Regions from separate parts of the Homo sapiens genome. Here region 2 is linked to region 1. A link is an interaction called in ENCODE POLR2A ChIA-PET data of the cell type or tissue named here. Cell type or tissue: Panc1. All regions are shown on one strand. Links, peaks and the distances in the headings refer to the core of each region. The heading gives the core; the rest is flanking DNA.

What was found. ChIA-PET counts read pairs that join two places held together with the same protein. Peaks named below come from ENCODE experiments on the same cell type or tissue, not always from the same donor. Only the 100,000 strongest peaks of a DNase experiment are listed, where the experiment ranks them.
Region 2: POLR2A ChIA-PET joins it to region 1 with 7 read pairs; 2 of 35 experiments call an interaction of 5 or more read pairs at or near these places.

The regions. Positions count from the first base shown.
Region 1 is chr1:230,819,744-230,830,255 of GRCh38, forward strand. LOC124904548 (a long non-coding RNA gene) reads left to right here and starts at 4,757. Exons shown (of 2, transcript XR_007066939.1): 1 at 4,757-5,273. It also overlaps the pseudogene RNA5SP79. In Panc1, for the core only: no CTCF peak of the experiment used is centred there; a DNase peak (open chromatin) is centred at 5,438; H3K27ac peaks cover 2,753 bases.
Region 2 is chr1:231,058,810-231,069,321 of GRCh38, forward strand. No RefSeq gene overlaps it. Among named protein-coding and RNA genes, the nearest start is that of FAM89A, 24 kb to the left of the region's middle. RefSeq lists a silencer at 4,794-5,088 and a cis regulatory region at 6,786-7,256. In Panc1, for the core only: no CTCF peak of the experiment used is centred there; no DNase peak of the experiment used is centred there.

The sequences.
Region 1 (10,512 bases), core at 3,029-8,028:
TCCAGAAGTGCAGTTACCTTCTAGGTCTTCAGAAAAGGAGTTTGATTCAAGGCTACAGAGAGGAGATGGAGAGGGCCGATAGCTAAGACCCAGAGAGAAGCCAACTCTGCAGTGGAGTGAAGCAGATACCCTGGCCTAGAGCCACACCACTGAAAGGTGGTGCAACCTGGGTCTCTCTGAGACTGAAGGCCAAGTTCTATCCATGGTCCTATACTGCTGGGAAGAGAATGTTCTGAAGAAGAGATACCTGCTTGTTACTGAAAAGTCAGAGAGGCTTCAGATGCTGATGAATGGCTTGAATGTGCCCAAAGGTTAACAGTGGCTTTCAAAAGTACAGATATGGACGGGTAAGGTTGCAGGGGAGAACAGCTGTTATAAATGGCTCCATCAAGCATCTTGACCACAGGGACCATGAGCTTGGTCTATTGGGGGCTAAATGGGCCCTGGAATGAGGCAAGGCATTTGATTACAGAGGCACAAAGACAGCTGTTTAAAAGTGGAGCACAGTCTACGGCCATACCACCTTGAATGCACCTGATCTTGTCAGCTACGCAGGGTCTGGCCTGGTTAGTACTAGGGTGGGAGACCACATGGGAATACCGGATGCTGCAGGCTTTAAAAAAATGCATAATGAGCTCCTTGAGACTGAGTTTAAGATGAGAGGAAACATTCAATTAAATCCACTACCACTGAGGGTCTCCTATGAGCCAGGCACGGTGATAAATTAAATGCTGGAGACACAGCCATGAGTTTGATGCAGTTCCTGCTACTAGGAGCTGCAGCATGGTGGAGGTGGAATGAGGCAGCTGCAGGAACAGACCTCTGTCATAGAGGAGTGAGTGCTCCTGGTGCCATCTGTGGCAGATTGATTGCATGTGGCCCTACCCTTCTCCTGGCCTGTGCCATAGTCCCTGTCCTATCACTTTGGAGTGCCTCCCCTCTGACTCTGGGACCAGCCTTGGGATTTGCTTTGTGTCGGCCAATGGGACACAACTGGAGGATTGAAAAAGCTCGTTCTCGTTCTCAACCACTTCCATGAGAACACAGCAGTCTAACTTGACCAGAGTACAAGAGGGACACACAGTTCATTCACCCTGATAGCCCTGTGCCAGCTGATTGCAGACACATGACCGAGTCTGAGTCCAGAACAGTTCTGCTGAGACCCCCAATCCTTGGCCCATGGACCTAGGAGCTAAATAGATGCCTATTGTTCTAAGCCATGGAATTCTGATGTTGTTTTGAGGCAGGGTTGTGTGGCAATAGATAACTGATACACTATTTGAAGAGAAGGGAGCATTGTTTCAGTTTACTTTGGGGTGTTGGGGATGACAAAAAAAAGAGTAAAAAAACAAAAGAGAAGGGATTCAAGGCTACACAGGGAAGAACCTGGGGCAGCAGAGCCCCCATACATTTGCATAAATAAGGAAAAGAGTACATAGCATGTAAGGCAGGGCAGGAGGTAAAGTAGGGGAGCTCAGGCATGAGGCTGGCAGGCAGGTGGCTTTTTGGGGTTAATGGGGAGAAGCCATCCTCATGGATGGGAGAGAGAAGCTGAAGAGGCTGCATGGAGGACCAGATTTGAACAGATAGCACTGTGTCCAAAGGTGGCCCCAATAAAGCAGCTGTTGTTCTTGGAGCCAGGCCTTTCTCCTGCTTCCTGTGTGACCCTCCCAAGAGCCCAAGAGTCGGAAGCATCATCACACCCACGTTGCAGATGAAGAAAGTGTACCATGAGAAGCAAGGCAGCTTGCCCAAGTCACCCAGTGCAGGCATGACAGAGAGCACCAGAGCAGGAGAGGAGGGCCCAGGCCGGTCTGGAGCATCCATTTCTAGAGGAAAGGTGAGAGGAAAGTCCTAGAGAGGGGATGCTGAGGGTGGTATGGGGGCTTAGGAAGGACACGAGTGACCACCTGCCATGGAAAGTGAGGCTAGGCTTTCCTAAGAAACAGATCAGGGCCACACCTCTCTCCAGCTCTGCTCAGCAGCCAGGAGGCAGGAGCAGGCGGACAGTAGGAGAGTCAGGGTGTGAAATATTCACACTAAGCTTTAGCAGGAGACCCCGGCAGCCAAGGGATTTCAGATGGGAGGAAAGACATAGATGGGGAAGAAAAGAAACCAGGAAATCCAGGAGAGGATGGAGGGCCTGGCAATTGAAAGAAGGTGGACCAAGGGTCTCAGAAGAGCCAAGTGGGTGTGGGGGAGGGGATGAAGTCTTGAACAAGGAGGATGTGGGCAGAGGGGACTTCTGCACCACGGGACGCTTATAAGGCCCCTGCCCACTACCTATACTGTCCAAGTCACAGGAGGCTTGTCATGGCAAACTGTACAGCTGTCTACAAATACCAGGGATAATGACTCCCCAGCATCCCACTCCTGGGACCAGGTGACGGCAGGCATCAAGACACTGGCAATTTGTCTTTTCAAGATCGTTGCAAGATCTTTTGCAATGATGGAAATGGGAAAATCCATCCAAGACATAATTACGTCCATGTGGTGGAAAAGCACTCATTCCATTTATTTTCCTCTGAAACTTGACTCCTCCTTCCGTGACTCGGCCAGGGCCAAGCCAGCCGGATGGAAAAGCCAGTGTCAGTGATGTGGAGGTCGTTCATGGCACAGGGCTTAGGGGCCTGGATGTTCTGGGAAAACCCTGCTCGTTCATCTCGTCCAGGGAAAATATTGCCTCTGTCCACAGGAAGAGCTGGGTTCCGGCAGCTGGGGAGGCCACTTGCAGCTGACAGGGTATTAACTCTGACGCCTTTGGGTGGGAAAATAAAACTTCCCACCTCTCCTGCCAAATGAATATTTAAATTGGGGCCAGGCGTGGTGGCCGGGCACTGTGGCTCACCCCTGTAATCCCAATACTTTGGGACACCGAGGCAGGTGAATCACTTGAGGTCAGGAGTTCAGTTAGAGACCAGCCTGGCCAACATGGTGAAACCCCATCTCTACTAAAAATACAAAATTAGCCAGGCGTAGTGGTGCGGGCCTGCAATCCCAGCTACTCAGGAGGCTGAGGCAGGAGAATCACTTGAACCCAGGACCCAGAAGTTGCAGTGAGCCGAGATCGCCCTACCGCACTACAGCCTGGGCAAAAAGAGTAAGTCTCCATCTCTAAATAAATAAGCAGGCCTTTTTTAAAAGAGGGGAGAAGAGGCCCGGAAGAAGCAAAGTATATACCAAAAAATGAGCTGTCCAAGAGCGTGAACCCTTCGGAGCAGCAGAAGCCGTGGCAGTGGTGCAGTCCAGCCCGGTGGACCGAGGACGGATTTGGCCTGGATTTCCAGAAATAGCCTATAGTGAGGTCTGCCCACAGGGACCTTTATCTCAGGAAAAGCCGGGGGACCACATGCTTCAGCTCCCCTGCCTCTGGAGATTTAAGCATTTCTTTTTCTATCTCCATATCCTGGTGGCTGACTTGGTAGCCTGGTCAGGGTTTTCCCCCGAAAAGGTTGGAGGTGCCTGGGGCAAGAGGGCAAGAAGTCAAAGGGTTCCATCACCAGAGATTTGTTGCCTACCTCGCCCAGTTCATTTGACTGAATTCCCCAGGACCCAAACTGCCCATTTATGAATTTCTGACCTGACCTAAAGACAATAAGGTATCGGAGAGAAAGCTGACAAAACTGTCTCTGTGTATCCAGAAGACAGATAGTGTCATGGGCTGTGAAAGGTCACAGGTGGTGTCTTTTTCCTCCAGCAAATGGGCCCTGAGGCTCAGGCAGCCACCACCCCTGATGTGGTGCCAAAGTCGGACCAGATGCCCCAGTAACGGGATGCTGGAGATGTTGAGCCAGCTAGCATCCATCCTCGGAGACACCCAGAGCCTCTGGACAGCGAGCCAAAGGAAACGATTCTAACAGAGCATCTGCCTCCAATTACTCAGGAAGAGCACAGCACTTTGGAGAACACATTTTCTTCCACAAGCCAGGGAGGAAACACATGTGGGATCCAACAGGAACCCCATCCTGGCTTCCCCTCTCAGTCACACTGCCAGGTGCAGGGCGGGATGAGGACACATGGCTTTGCCTCTGCAGCATAGAGACCCACAGAGGGGACTGCCAGGAGCACCATTTAGAACTCCAGAAGGCTTGCGACGCTCAGAATCTCAGCAGTCCCTCTGTGGAGTGGTTCTTATTTTTCTGAATCAGGGACCCCTTTGAGAATCTGGTGAAAAAAAGTTATGAGACTGTTCCTCCAGAACATGCACAGACACAGAAGCACATGTGTGTCATTTCAGAGCGTGGGCAGACTCCCTGACTGCCTGTGGACTGCAGGTTAGTTCCTGTCTCCTCTGTCTCCCTGGAGCAGGTGACACATGGCTAATAGTGTTCAGAGCAGGACTGGACTTCAGAACTCCAAACCCAGAGCCTTTTTATCTCTCTCCCACGGCCTCCATCTGCCTGACAGATTTCAGAGCCTTTGGAGAGCCTTGGAGAATGGAAACTTCCCTGTGTTGATTCTAACCTGGACTTCATCCAACCCTGAATCAATAACCCCAGTGAGGCCCCCTGCCCCCCCCTCACACTTTTAAGACTTGCATTCATGGCTTGAAGTCCCATGCCCCTGGGAGGGTGGCTCAGGGTCAGCCAGGTATTGGATGCCAACAGACTTGTCTAGGAACTGCTGCCTCCACGAAGGCACTGAGCTTGGAGACAGAGCAGCAGGTCTCATCCTCAAGGTCTCATCTCCACCAGGCCACAGGGTCCCAAAAAAGTCACATAGTAAACAGAAGGGGTATTTTTCAGGCCCAAATTATAGCCTGAACTAAACTAATGAAACCGGCTTATTAGGTCAACTGTATTCACTGGGGGAATAATGTTCTTTTTTCTCCAACTATACTACCTATGAAATTCCTCTTCCCTTCTTTGGACAATATCTCCACCATTCCCTAAGGCCTTCTTCTTAAGGGCAATGACTCACCTTCTGGCACTAAATGTCCAGCTCAGGCCCAGCTAGCTTCTGGGTGTCCAGTTTGCACTCCAGGCGGTGGACGGGCCAGGGGCTCCCACCATGGTCTCTCTTGCTGCCCTGCCATGGAGACAGCCCCAGATAGCCCCCCACATCATAAGGGGTTTTCAAGGATGTGCAGAGGGAGGACATACATTGCCAGAGCCACCTGGAAGCGGTGAAGCCAGCAGAAGTGATGCCTACCAGGTGCCAGACGCTGCTCCAGAGACCAGACATTCTGCAAGCCTGCCAGAGCCTTGACTCTCAAGGAGCTCGTAGTCTAATGGACATGCGAGTGAAGGATGCTTTCATCTGGCAGCAAGAAGGTGAATGTGCTTTGTAAAATGACTCAATTATTAAGATCATAGAGAGCAGAGACGGTTATATATGTCGATTTTTATTACAGTTTAATCTAGAAAATCTAAAAATAGCTACATGAGTCACCAGTCAGGAGATGTGTTTCAGGGTAGATGGCAGTTTGCTGAGCAAAGAACCAGGAGGCTATGGGGAGAAAGGACATGTTGTAACCCTAGTGCCTGGAGGGCACTAAACCTCTATCCCTGCTTCTGATTCGCATTTGCTACATGAGACAGACACTGATACAACAAAACTGTAAGCAACTCTCCAAGCTATAGGATGCAGCTGTCACCGAGTTTCAGGGGAAGGAAAGGGCACCAGAGTTTGCTTTCGGGCTGCTTTGATAATGAGTTCCCTGATAATGACAAACAACACAGGTTAGGTTTCTGCTCTGTGCCAGTCTCTGTTGACTGTGCTTGGCAGTGTTATTCCTTTTGTCCTCATACCAACCGTATGACATAAAACTATTGTTTTACTCATATTACAGATGAGGAACTTGGGAAAGAGAAAAGTTAAGTAACATGTCTTATGTGACTTACTAATAAGAAGGCACTTAGAAACGGAAACTCTTTCCTAGGGGTAATTGAAGCAATTTGTAATTGTGCCCCTGACGGGACATAACCAATGGGTAGGGGAGGATTTTCGTGAGTGGTCCAGTTCTAGAAAGCAGGTCTTTCATGTAATAGCACATTTTCCTAAATGGCATTACAAAAGTGGCTGTGGCTAGAATCCCAAGGGATTTGGGATTCTGGCAATGAGGAGAAGTGGAGAGAAACTGTCCAAAGTGCAGGCTATTTATTGATCACAGAAACCCTGCGTCAGTGCTGACTGAGTCTGGGATGCAGGCTGATGCAAGGAGAGTGAGTGATTCTGGGAGAAATCAGCTGTTCTGCCTGCCTCCCATGGGGCCCTAAAACTGCACCGTCTGCCTCAGTGCACTACCAGTGCAAGAGCCCCTGTTGGAGGAGGGAGGGCAAAGGCCCTGGGGAGAGCAGAGCTGGATATGCAAGGGCTGGAAGACAGAAACCAGTGTACGCAGGGCTGGTCTGCCAGAAGCAACATTGGGCACCTGCTTCTCCAGCTGCCCAAGGCCAGGAGGGCTTCTCAACCACTGTCCTCATCCACTACCCCTGCTCTGGTGCTGCCAGGCACAGAATGCACCTGGAGGAAGAGCTGAGTAGAACGAGAGCTGGAGGGTGGGAGCTGCGTGTTGGAGGGAAGTTGAGTATGACTTAGGTCCAGGCACTCGACACCCCCTCTATGGAGTCAGCCCTCGGGGAGTCAGAAAAACAGAGGTAGCCAATCCCACTGCAGGGAGCTGGCAGAGTCAGGTGGCATGCAGGAGGAAGCAGGAGAAAGAGCACAGCAAGAGGGGCCTGGAAATGGGAGCAAAGTCATCAAAGGCACGGCACCCTCTTCAGTGGACGGGCATGGCCTCAGAGGTGGTGGCAAGGAAGGAGGACAGGAGTCTGGCTAGCTGTGTAGAAGCCTTTTGGGGCACCGGGACAGGGAGCCACCTTCTGCCCCCTCACCTCCAGCTTCCCCCGATTCATTGTGCAACTGCTGATAAAATAATGGCTGTCATTGATGGCATGCTTATTGCGTGCCAGGCATTATGTTAACAGCTGTTTTATTCAATCCTCTCAGCAACCCTGTGAGGTTGAGAGAGATAATAGAATCCATCACATCACATGGCTGGGAAGGAATCTCAGTCTGTGCAACTCAAAGTCCATTCTTAATCCCCAACCCTCCTGCACACCCTCACCTGAAGCTCCCCAAGCCAAGACTAGAGGTGCTATCCAGGAGGGTCCCACAAGCAACTGAAGATCTGAGACCCCTGTGTTCTTAATCTTGTGCTCCAGAAGGAATGAGAGCTGAGTGTGGAGGAGGCATACACCGTGCCAAGGCCCCTGGAGCTCAGATCTAAGATTCAAGATGTGTAGGGCCCAGGCACTCTTTGGTCACTGAGGCTGGGTCACCCCTCCTGCCACTCCCTGCGTCTTCCCCATCCACGGCCCCACTCCTACCCCAACTGTGAGCAGTCAGTGATGCTCTTTTAGAAACCACACTACACAGAATGTGGCTGTTTTCTGGATGGCTTCAACCTGCTATCCAACAACAATCAAACCCACATCACGCTCTGGCAAGGCCACGTGGTCCTCCAGGCCCTGAAACTGGCACAGTCAGCGGCCAGCACTGCCATTAGACATGGGAGAAGCTGAGTACAGCATAAGGCCTGAACCTACCACAGGGAAGTCATCTCACCCAGGAAAAGGACTTCTGACCCCCAAAGCAGAGAATGTGCCCAACCTATCTGTGGTTAGGAGACAACTCATTCATTGAATAAGAACTCATTCATTGAACTCATTCATGTGAAAGTCACGGCCACTCATCTGTGCACCATGTCTCTGAAGAGGCCCCTGGATCTGGGCAGCAGCCAGCCTGTCCACCCCCTCCCCACGGGCTGCTCTCGGCCAGCTGTTCCGTCTCTCCTCCTGTGTACAGCCCTGCCTTTTCACCTCACTGGCCTTGCCCCTCTGGCCCTGGGATGCTGCTCTTGGCTCTGCAGCTGTTTGGCTGGATGCCTCTGAATAGAACATTCAGCCTCTATGTTCTTCTATTTCTTCAACTGGAAAACAGAGAGAAATATGGTCATCATTTTTTTTCAAGGGGTAAAGGAGTCATTGGAAGGAATAGCCTGGTAAAGATTCAAAACCCATCGGCTATTTGGAAGAAAAGTTGCTGCATAAATAAGCTGCTTGACCCAAGGCCCATTTTGTACGCTTCTTTGAGGTCAATCTTGTTTATTTTCCTGGCTCACAATCCCCAAAGGTTGGGGTGGGCCAAAAGGCAAACCTGCCCTTTGCAGGGGCCTCTCCTGTCAAATTAATCTGATGACTTGATGGAGCAGTGGGTGGAAGAGAACATGGCCCCGTAAGGTTAGCGGTGGAATCCCTGCTGGAGAGAAATGACGCTGGCCCAGGGGGGATGTGCCTTGTGCCCAGCCTGGACAGGCCAGTTCACTTCTCGGGGCATAGGCTCTCCCTTCCTCCTCATGAGAATAAGAACACCAACTCTACTCCCTGACAGTCTCCTAACTTGGTCTCCTGAGAACTCAGTGAGGCTGGCAGGGAAGGGATGATTATATCTGTGTTACAGAGAAGAAAACAGACCTATTCAAAGTCACAGAAATAAGTGGGGACAAGACCTTAGTCTTCTGCCTACGTGACTCATTTTCATACAATACATACCTTAACCCTAACATAGAGCCGTGATACAAGTCAAATGAAAGAATGTACAGAAGGCCTTCCGAAAGGGGGTGAAGCTCTGTGCAGTGCTGTCCAGCAAAAATAAATGCAAGTCACATAATGTGATTTTTGTCACTTATGTGCAACCACATTTAAAGTGTAAAAAGAAACAAATGGCAGGGCGTACCTCCTGCCAAGCTACTCCTAAGCTAGGGCAGCTAGGAGGATCCACAAGGCCTACTCGAAGGAGCTGGAGAACTGCTCAGGGACAAAGAACAAGAACAATGGAAGCAACTCGAACACTTTCACTGCCCAGGGGTCTTCCACCTTTATTTATGTCTTTTCACCAGAACCTTAATTGGATGCAAACCCTCAATGTAGGAAACAAATGAACCCAGAGCTCTCCAGTGGAAGGGCTCAGACCAGCCAACAGGCCTCTCCAAGCTGTCCCCCGAAGCTCCCACTAGAAATTTTAAGTGTTTTTCTTATAGACATCAAATAGTAGGGCTTTCAAAAAATTATTTATTTATTTATTTATTTTTATTTTTTTGACAGAGTCTTGCTCTGACACCCAGGCTGTAGTGCAGCGGCACAATCTCGGCTCACTGCAACCTCCGCCTCCTGGGTAAAAGCAATTCTCCTGCCTCAGCCTCCCCAGTAGCTGGGATTACATGCGTGCACCACCACACCTGGCTAATTTTTGTATTTTTAGTAGAGACAGGGTTTCACCATGTTGGCCAGGCTGGTCTCGAACTCCTGACCTCGTGATCCACCCACCTTGGCCTCCCAAAGTGTTGGGATTATAGGCTTGAGCCACCGTGCTCAGCTTTTCATCCTGACAATTTCTGCTTTTTAATTGGAGTGTTTAGGCTATTTGCATCTGATGTAATTATTGATATGCAGTAGTTACGCATAAAGCTATTAGCTTGCTGTTTGCTTTACACTTGTCCCATTTCTTCTTTGTTTCTATTTTTCCTTTCTTCCTGTTCTCTTGTTGATTAAATTTTAGCTTACATTTTATTTTCACAACGGACTTATTACCTAGATGTCTTTGCTATGATTTTAATAGTTGCTGTACAGTTAATAATTCATATGTTTAACTTGTAACAGTCTGACTTTAAATAATAATAATACCACTTCATGGATAAAATCTTTCAAACAATATACTTCCACTTTGCCCCCACATCTTTGTAATATTCTCATACATTTTACTTCTACAGATGCTATGCATCGGATTTGGATTTTGTCAAAGTCTGACCCCTTCAGCTAGAGAGCTCTAGTTTGATCTCTTTCCAACACATGGTATGGACACCATGAAACATTGTTATTATTTTTGCTTTAAACAGTTGATTATCTTACTAAACATCTTAAAATCCGAAAAAAAGGCTTTTATATTTACCCACATATTTATCGTTTTTTCAGTCTACCTTCCTTTGTGGATACCCAACCTTCTGTGTAGTATTATTTTCATTTTGCCTAAAGAACTTCCTTTAATTTTTTTTTTTTTTTTGTAATTCAGGTCAGCTGGTGACAAGTTTTCTCAGCTTTTGTGTATCTAAAGTTTCTATTTTACCTTCAATTTTTGTTGTTGTTTTTGTTTTAGAGAGGGAGTCTCTCTATGTTGCCTGGCTGGAGTCCAGTAGCTATTCACAGGAGCGATCATAGCACACTACAGCCTCTAGCTCCTGACCTCAAGTGACCTCCCATCTTAGCCTCCCAAGTAGCTGGGGCTACAGGTATGCACCACCGTGCCTAGCTTGCTTTCAGTTTTGAATGATATTTTTTGTTGGACATTAAATTCTAGGTGGGCATTTCTATTTTCCTTTTCAGCACTTTAAAAATGTTCCAGGCCAGGCACCGTAGCTCATGCCTGTAACCCCAGCACTTTGGGAGGCTGAGGTGGGAGATTGCTTGAGCCAAGGCGTTTGAGACCAGCCTGGGCAACATGGTGAAACCCCAT
Region 2 (10,512 bases), core at 3,329-8,328, 240 kb after region 1:
ACCTACAGCTTCTACTGATGAGCTGTCAGCTTAATGATTGCCAGAGCTGGCCCAGCGCTGGGGGAAGCTGAATTCTGACAGGGCAGAGGGGAGAGATGAAGCAGCACGCTCAGTGCATTCAGTAGAGAAACCGGAAGTTTCTTAGTAGTAGGACTCTACTAGCCCTGGGCAAAGGCATTTGTTGTATTTAAATTGACCAACTCATGAAAAGTCCTATTTCTATATTTCTCTGTGTGTGTGTGAGAGACAGTGTCTCGCTTTGTCACCCAGGCTGGAGTCTAATGGCACCATCTTGGCTCACTGCAACCTCTGTCTCCCAGGTTCAAGTGATTGTCCTGCCTCAGCCTCCCAAGTAGCTGGGATTACAGGCATGCGCCACCATGCCCAGCTAATTTTTTTGTATTTTTAGTAGAGATGGGGTTTCACTATGTTGGCCAGGCTGGTATCGAACTCCTGACCTCAAGTGATCTGCCCACTTCAGCCTCCCAAAGTGCTGGGATTACAAGTGTGAGCCACCGTGCCTGGCCTATTTCTTAATGTATAAATATACAGCTTAACTATCTTCTACACACTCAGATCCCTCAAAAACACTCTGACATCATCAGTTTGAGACATAAAGTTAACAAAGGAAAATTTATAAAATTAGAGCTTAATACCAAAAGAAGGGTTTTAGTAACTTCTATTTGTTCAGCACTGCATGATTTCTTTTTAAAATATATATTTTAATAAAAATTAAAATTTTTTTAAGTGTCAATTGTGGATAACATAAATATGAAAAGAAAGATGGTGTATAATCCCATCACTCACACAGACAACCATTCCATGCACTGTGTCATTTTAAAAGAGCACTTTCTCATACATATCTCATTTGGTCATCATGGCAACTGATTAAGCACACAGAGTGTATATGATTATGCACATTTTACAGATGAAATTAAATGGCTTGCCTAAGGACACATGGCTTAATGGCCAGGAAGCCAGATGTGGAATCAGATACTCTGATTGCAGATGCTTCTAGGCCCTGGGAGCTGCAGTTCCCAAGGAGCATATGCCCTCACACAGGCTTCGCTGACCTTTTCCAGCAAGGTATAAAAGAGGCCAAGGAAACATCTCAGCTATAACTAGCAAAGAAACTTTTTAGACTGAAAGAGTTAAGGAAAACCTTCCAGGAAAGTAAATAGAAATGCATTCAGAATGAGTCATATTTCCTTGGATCAAAGAAAAAGACTGGCTTTCATTTCACTTTTGGGTAATAGATTTTAAGAGGGAAAGAAGGACACCCTAGTTTATATCCCACACATTAATAAAGTTGCTTTCTAACCTATGAGAGTGCAGACAGCCCACATCAAGAATCACACTTGTTCAACTAGAGATGCCAGAAAAATAATAATAATAATTACACTGGGATAATTTGAGGATGAAACTAAGTAAATGACAGGGGAGGGGTCCTGAAATTTAAATTATCATTTTGGAAATCTCAGAATAGAGAATTTTTCCATTTCCTAAATCTGCTATTTTTTTAAAAAGGGGATTCATCAGTGAGTCCACCTTTTTTTTTTTTTTTTTTTTTTTTTTTAAGACAGGGTCTTACTCTGTTGCCTAAGCTGGAGTGCAGTAGTGCAATCACAGCTCACTGCAACCTCGAACTCCTGGGCTAAAGTGATCCTCCTGCCTCAGCCTCCCAGATAGCTGAGTCCACCCTCTGAAAATCATTCTTTCAGTTGTCTTTCAGTCTTCCTGGACTTTGAAAGCAGCCTGGGGAAGTCGCCACAGCCTAGCCCCTTCTCAGACTGTGGATTGCCATTTAGGTTGTTAGAGCCAAAGCTGTCCTTTTAGCCAGAATGAGTGAGTGAGTGTAAGGCAAATTCATAAAGGAGGTAAAAAGGTTTGCCTTGGTCTCATCCTCACTCACCCCCTTTGCCATCCCTGTTTTAAAAGAAATTTTCTTCTTAAACAAACACAAGGGAAGAAACACGTGACAAGCAGCTTTACATTGGGCCTGAGATTTATGTGTAAAGAGGGCTATGGGATGGATCCCCCGATACTTGGACAACAGGGGTGGTCTCTGCTCCGGCTCCAGGTCCCCTTCCCTCACTCCATTCTCTCCTATCATCCTCACCATTCCTAAGTGTGGTTTCTGCTGAGGACAAGAGGCCTTCTCATTTCCAAAGCATCTCAAAATCATGGACTACGCCAATTGCGTATCTACTCTTCCTGCATATATTAACCCTCTTATGGCGATTTAACCAGTAAGCGCTGAGGAGCACTGCACAGTTCTGCTGTCTGGGTAGATTTTGCTGCTGCCAAGAGATCAACTTCTAGAGATAAAGTACATTTGTTATAGGATATTTCCTGTTTCAGCCTTAAGATGTAGCCCATAAGACTAGGTGTGGTGGCTCACGCCTGTAATTCCAGCACTTATAGAGGCTAAGATCAGGTGGATCACTTGAGCCCAGGAGTTCAAGACCAGCCTGGCAACATGACAAAACCCCATCTCTATAAAAATACAAAAAGTTAGCTGGGCCTTGTGGCGCATGCCTGTAGTCCCAGACACTCAGGAAGCTAAGGCAGGAGAATTGCTTGAGCCTGGGAGGTGGAGGCTGCAGTGAGCCGTGTTTGTGCCACTGCATTCCAGCCTGGGTGACAGGGTGAGACCCTGTCTCAAAAAAAAAAAAAAGAGAGAGAGAGAGAAAGACCTGAGCTAGTGTGCTTAGCCCACTCACCATGGGATGCCCTGCACCACCTCCAGACAATGCAGAGAGTCCCCACCAGCAAAAAGACCCTCCTCAGATGCAACCCTTTGACCTGGGACTGCTCAGCCTCCAAAACTGTAAGAAATATATTTCTTTTCTTTATAAATTACCCAGTTTCAGGAATTCTGTTATAGGCAACAGAAAATGGACTACTAACTCTGATACTGCCCTGCACTCGTTAAGTTTTTCAGTACCCCAGTGCAGAACTGCTGAGGCCAGAGTCTAGGAGAGCCGCAATGAGGAAAGAGAGGCTGGCATGTATTCAAGAGGTCCTAGGGAAGTAGAATCACAGGAACTGGAAAATTGAATGGGAGGGAGGAGAGGAAAGGGAGAATAAATAACTGCAAGATTTCTGGACTGGGCAGCTAGATGCATGGTGGGGTGATGTGATCAAATAGGGACTACGTAGGCAGAGAAGGAGGAAATTTTGGAGTGAGACAATGGTTTCCATTTGGGTCATGTTGAGTTCAAGTTACCTGTGAGAAAATTAAGTAGAAAAGTATTATATTCTGGAATCTCTAGGGTCTAAGCTCAGAAGAGAGATAGCAGCTAGAGAATTACATGTGGGAGACATGAGCTTGGCTCGGGGAGGTGAAACCAGGTGGAGTGAGAAGAGAAGGCTAATAATGATATGCCAGGGAACACTGGCTCAGCCGTGGAGGCAGAACTATTTTGGGTTACTGATTTCCTAGACCATGGACTAAGGAATTGATCCTCTACTAGCATGTGCAAGGCTGAATCAGATGTCTCTTCTTCAATAAGGTTAGGAATTTCTTACTTCATAAAATAGGTAAAACATGAAATTCATATACCATAATGAATAATCATAATGCTACCTTATATGACTCTAACTCACAGCCTTTGTGTCTAAGGTCTTCTAAACCTAAATAGAACAGTCTCATTAAGGACAAAGCAAAAAAATAAACATCCCTGACATGGAAGAATGTGCTGCTCAAAGACAAACACTTGATTGAGACGCACAAGCGGCAACTTCTGAGCCTCAGAAACCCATTAAATGGTCTTATTCATGCATTTCTATGCACAGAAGTCTTAAGTGCTTAGGGGATCTTTTATTTTTTACTCCTCACTTCCATGCATTCATTTCTGAAGCCCTATGACATCATTAGATAAGCATCAGATGAGAAAATGCATCCCATGGTTTACCACAGGCAGAATATTCCATATATAATACTTAAGATAGCATTTTCCCACTGAACAGACCAAAGAATCCTCAACAGGCATATGCAGAAGCGGTCAAACAAGGGTTTTTCCCAGCACTCTTGGATGTTCTTTGAAAGGGCTAAAGTCAAAAGAATAGTAAAAATTTTTCCCAAATGTTATAGACTGAGCAATATCCCCCAAAACCTCATATGTTAAAATTCTAATCCCTTGTGCTTTAGCACGTGACCTTATTTGGAGTTAGGGTCTTTAAAGAGGTAATTAAGATAAAATGAGATCACTAGGGTGGGGTCTAATCCAATATGACTGATGTCCTTTAAGAGGAGGAAATTTGAACCTGGCCGGGCACGGTGGCTCACGCCTATAATCCCAGCACTCCAGGAGGCCGAGGCGGGTGAATCACAAGGTCAGGAGTTTGAGACCAGCCTGACCAACATTGTGAAACACCGTCTCTACTAAAAATACAAAAATTAGCCTGGTGTGGTGGCAGGCAACTATAATCCCTGCTACTCGGCAGGTTGAGGCAGGAGGTTGCAGTGAGCCGAGATCGTGCCACTGCACTCCAGCCTGGGTGATAGAGTGAGACTCTATCTCAAAAAAAAAAAAAAAAAGGAAATTTGGACAGTTACAGAGAAATGACGGATGCAGGGAGAAGACAGCCATCAGCAAGTCAAAGAGAGAACCCTCAAAAGGAATCATGTCTGCCGACACATTGATCTGGGACTTGCCAGGCTCCAGAACGGTGAGACAATAAATTTCTGTTGTTAAAGCTACCCCGTCAGTGCTACTTTGTTATGGCAGCCCGAGCAAACCAATACATCAAATAAGCAATATTTCATGTCTCTATATGACTATAAAGCAACAAATGGCTGGATATGGGTAGAGAATTCTAGCCTGCAATGTTTTCATGATGTGGGCCATAAAAGTGGATGCCGCCTTACAAATGGTTGCCTTAAATCCTTGGTGATTACAATCAATGCAATTCTTCAGTCCAGGAAAAAGACAAAGCTGCTTTCAAGGGAAGGGAGGAAACAGTAATCTGAAACTCCATCTGTACAATGACCAAAAATAAAAGCAAATGTGTTTGCAGTAGGCCTTGCCTTCTGCCCAAATTTTCTTTGGTTAAAACTGGGTAACTTGGCACCTCAGTATTAGCAGCCATTTATAAGTAATTGCTGGTAACGGGGAAAGTCAGACATCCAAGGCAGATGAGATGGGGAGAGGGGAGGCAGGATGTGGGGTAAATGTCCAAGATACTCACTTTGAGCTGGTCCACAGGCCCTTGTGTGAAAAAAATGCAGCTTCTCTAATCAGTGTTTTCTGAAAGTGAACTCTTTATCTTCTCTCATGGTGAGATTAAGTTTCTTTCGGAAGAAAGCAGAAGGAAATTTAATTTGCTTGCTCTCCTCTTTTTGATTTGTTTCCTACAGAAAAACCTAGTGAGTTGATTTTGAAAAAGACTTACACAATTATGGTTCCCTGGATTCTAACATATTTTCTCCTGCATATGGTTTCTAACTTTGGATTGCTTTCTTCTTTCTTTCTTTCTTTCTTTTTGACAGAGTCTCACTCTGTCACCCAGGCTGGAGTGCAGTAGTGCAATCTCGGCTCACTGCAACCTCCGCCTCTCGGATTCAAGCGATTCTCCTGCCTCAGCCTCCTGAGTAGCTGGGACTACAGGTGCGTGCCACCACACCCAGCTGATTTTTGTATTTATAGTAGAGACAGGGTTTCTCCATGTTGGCCATGGTGATCTCGAACTCCTGACCTCAGGTGAGCCACCTGCCTTGGCCTCCCAAAGTGCTGCAATTACAGGTGTGAGCACCGTGCCCAACCTTCTTTTTTTTTCTTCTTTTTCCTCTCCATCTGTCCCTCCTTCCCTCCCTCCCTCCTTTCCTTTCTTCCTCCCTTCTCCTTCCCTCCTTCCTTCTTTCCCTTCCTCCCTTCCTTCCCTCCTTTTCTTTGGGAGCAGAGGCTATCTTTAACATCCCTACACAGAGATATAAGATCCACTCTCCTGCTCAGCATCTTGCTACATTGTCTGTTAACCTCAATCTTGCCCATAAATTCTATCCAGTGCTGCAGTACCTTAAAGTAGAGTTGGGCTGTGACGTGGAGGAATCCTTGGCCCACCCAAAGTCACAAAAATCATTCATCCACAGATAGTAAAGTAGCATGAGGTGGAGAGGTGGCTGCCAAGAATATTTATCGAGCACCCCTCTGACCATCCTCTCTACGTGACCTCTTACCAGCTAATGTGATGGAGCAGTGTTCTGTTCTAATCGGTGCTAACACCCTTAACTGATTTCTAAGGCCAAATTGTTCTCCTATTTGGGGCCCAGGTCATGTCAGCCTTTTTCAGTCACCCCTGAACCACTCTCAAGGATTATTGGGGAATTTCTCTTCCTCTGATAATCTGTCCTATCACCCAGCAAAGGCGAGTTGTGGAGAAAAAGCCCCCAGGGGCCAGGCGCGGTGGCTCACGCCTGTAATCCCAGCACTTTGGGAAGCTGAGGCAGGCAGATCACAAGGTCAGGAGATTGAGACCATCCTGGCCAACATGGTGAAACCCCGTCTCTACTAAAAATACAAAAATTAGCCAGGCATAGTGGTGGGCACCTGTAGTCCCAGCTACTTGGGAGGCCGAGGCAGAAGAATCACTCAAACCCGGGAGGCGGAGGTTGCAGTGAGCTGAGATTGCGCTACTGCACTCCAGCCTGGGTGACAGAGCAAGACTCTGTCTAAAAAAAAAAAAAAAAGAAAAGAAAAAGCCCCAGGGATTGCCCGCCCCTAGCTCCCTGAAGAATAGGCGTGCAAAGGTGAAACAGAAGAAAATCCTACAACTATGGTGAGCGGACCCAAGAGGAAAGGGTGTGGGTCAACTGTTGTGCCTAAGAACAAAGAAAACAGCTGGGGTCTGAGGGGCAGTTGGTTGTTATCAGTTCTTCTAGAGGAACTGTTTTTTCCGGGAGGTGCTGGGATGGGCGTGGACGTGGAGGGACCAGCTTGAAAAGCAACTCCTTACAATCATACCCATCTTGGTTTGAACTCTCCTCCAACCACTGGCTGACAGTGAGACTGCAGACATCTCATCCCAAAGTGAAAGCCACACTATCGTATAGGGGTAAACGTAACTCTTCACACCCACCATCCTGTTACCAGGGTAGCTCTGATGAAATAACTGGGAAAGTTCCGTTTCCCTACTGTTTTTCTTTAGTGCCTTTATCTATAGACACAATTGCTTAAAGAAACCAGATGGCCTAGGATGCTGCCAGCACTTCTTGACCCTTAACCAAACACCAGAGGAAGATAAGATCCAGGAGAAACCGGTGCAAATTACAACAGGCAACCCCTCTTGTCTTTAGTTGATTAACATAGCGTTATAATGCTAAAACCCCCTCCCCTAAGAGAAGATCACCACTATTTGGTGTACATGCAATGTATGAAGAAGCATGTTTAGGAAGCATGCCCATGTGTCTGGAGTCTCACCCTGCACATGTTAACATACCTCTCCCACTCCACACCCAGTCCTTAAAAACCCTGCCTCCTGTTGCTCAGGGAAAGGATGCCTTTGGAATGAGAGCTTCCCTTCTCCTTTCTCTGGCCGATAAATAAAACCCAATTGCCTTTTCCAATTAGATGTCCTTTCTTTGCAACTGATGGGAAATTGGGAAAGAACTCAGTTTGCTGATGACAACCCCACCCTCCACACACATCAATGCATCTGAACCTAAGTAGGTGCTGTGAGTACTGAGAATGCTGGTGAAGACTGGAGAGCCTGACTGTGGATCAAAGGCCACAGCCACTCTCGGGGAACAAGGCCCAGGGAGACCCCTACACCTTCCCTATCACTATAGATACCAGAGCTTTGCAAGTCCACCTGACACATACAGCTGACACAAGCAACTGTTTGTCCACTCAAAACATACACCCCTAGGGCTAGAGAGCAGCAGCAGGAGGGCTTTCAAGGGAGAATACCAGAATGTCTAGTAGGTACTTGCTCAGGTAAATTTGGAGGGGCCTAAGGTCAAATATGATTCCTCCATCTGGCACAGAAGCTGGGACTCTTGATGGCAGCAGCATCCTAATCACAGAGGTTACACCAAGAGAGAGAACATAGTCTTTGCATGTGTCTCATGTCAACCGAAGAATAACTAGGTTCCTATGTTTGGAAAGGAGAGCTTCGTTTCTCATAAAGGGTTGCAGACTGCAAGGTGGCCATTCTGACAGGCTGGGAAGCGTAGCCTCCAGTCAGAAGCCAGAAACAAACACTTCAAGGGAAGGGCAAAGGGAACAGGAATCTAAGCTGGGCAGGGTGGCCTAACATACATATTTAATAAGCTAAAGGAGGAGACGTGAATATTCATAAAAAGAGCAGTGTACACTACACAGTTGAGCTCCATGCCCCTTTATGGGTCCCATGCATAAAAAGGCAACATTAGCATGATCCGAAGGGGCAGCTTTCAGTCCTCTGACATCAAAAGGTGAAGCAGAGGGCATGAAAACCTGTACTGTGCATTCTCCGAAAACTGGCCAGAGCCAATCCATGGTAGGTGATCTCTTATCAGGCAAAAGAGGAGAAGCAGTGTCCAGCAGCTGGTTGATCTCAGTGGTAGAGTCTTTTGAAAGGGCTGGTTTCTGTTCAGCCCTCAGGGAAAAAAGCTTCATTGCAGTTATTGAGGGAGAGGGTATAGCAATGTGTGTCTGATCTGCTATCCCATCACAGCTGAGAACTCAGTTTTCAAGGTTACTCTGGGCTTCCCATGGCCAAGCAAAGGTCCATTCAGTTAGGTGGGGGGCTTAGAATTTTTTTTTTTTTTTTTTTTGAGACAGGGTCTTGTTCTGTCACTCAGACTGGGGTGCAGTGGCATGATCGCAGCTCACTGCAAACTCTATCTTCTGGGTTCAAGAGATTCTCCTGCCTCAGCCCCCTGAGTAGCTGGAACTATAGGTGCATGCTACCATGCCCAGCTAATTTTTGTAATTTTTGTAGAGACAGGGTTTTTCCATGTTGTCCAGGCTGGTCTCAAACTCCTGAGCTCAGGTGATCCGCACATCTCCACCTCCCAAAGTGCTAGGATTACAGGTGTGAGCCACTGCTCGGGGCCAAGGCTTAGAATTTTATTTTTAGTTGACACTTTCATCTGACTTACTGTTGAACTAAACCAGAGGAGGTTCAGGGCTTGCAAGCTGACTGTTGCGGTCTTTCATCACTGGGGTGGGCTGGTAGGGGCAGGACAAAATTTGAAGGCCCCAGAAAGACCTCTGCTTTGCAAACCCTGATGTTATAGCCCTCATTTGTATCCTTCTGTGTGCTCTCTGTGGATTAGGGTCTAGACAGGAGGTAGCACACTGATTAGTTGGGAGCCCCAAATCCCCATGATGGAGGTGTCGTTTCCTACTGCAGTCATTTTTTGTGTTGTTGTTGTTGCTTGTTTGTTTGTTTTGAGATGGAGTCTCACTCTGTCACCTAGGCTGGAGTGCAGTGGCGCAATCTCAGCTCACTGCAACCTCCACTGCCTGGGTTCATGCGATTCTCCTGCCTCAGCCTCCCAAGTAGCTGGGATTACAGGCGTGTGCCACCATGCTCGGCTATTTTTTTTTTTTTTTTTTTTTTTTGTATTTTTAGTAGAGACGGGGTTTCACCGTGTTAGCCAGGATGGTCTCAATCTCCTGACCTCATGATCCGCCCACCTTGGCCTCCCAAAGTGCTGTGATTACAACTGTGAGCCACTGCGCCTGGCCTGCAGTCCTTTTTACACTGTGTTCACAGAAGCCCCCGATGCTCTCAGGAGCCCCTCCAGGGCACCCAGGCAGAGGAAGTGAGGATGTGGCATAGCAGAGCTCTGCACTGACGCCCTCCGTCTGCTTCAACAGAGCAGACACAATTTCTTCTACTTTCTGCATTTATTGGGTTTCTGGGTAGGATTTTATTTCAATAAAAGCTTATTAGTTAAGGTTCTTTGGCTGAAAGCTATAGAAACCAACTCAGGCAAATAAGCAAAGAGGATTTATTGGAAGTGTGTAGGGCTGGGGTGTTTTCCAAAACCAACAACCAATTTTCTGATTTTTCTGGACACTAGTTGGGTGTTCTACAATTCAATTTCATTTTCACACAAACTACCCAGAGTTAGCACAGACCTCACGGCTTAGGGGCTCAGTGCCGCAAGACACCTCCCCACCTCAGACAAAGCCAGCTGCAAATCCCAGGCCTCCTGAGCTTCTGACCTACCAGCTATAAATCAGGGGTTTCCATGACACTCTCCTTGAGTTCAATGATTTGTTAGAATACCTCGTGTAACTCAGAAACTCTTAGTACTACTGTTTTTTTGTTTTTTGTTTGTTTGTTTGTTTGTTTGTTTGTTTGTTTAAAAAAAGCATACAGCCGGGCACAGTGGCTCACACCTTTAATCCCTGCACTTTGGGAGACCGAGGTGGGTGGATCACCTGAGGTCAGGAGTTCGTGACCAGCCTGGCCAACAAGGTGAAACCTCGTCTCCACTAAAAATACAAAAAAAAATTAGCCAGGCATGGTGGCACGTGCCTGTAATCCCAGCTATTCAGGAGGCTGAGGCAGGAG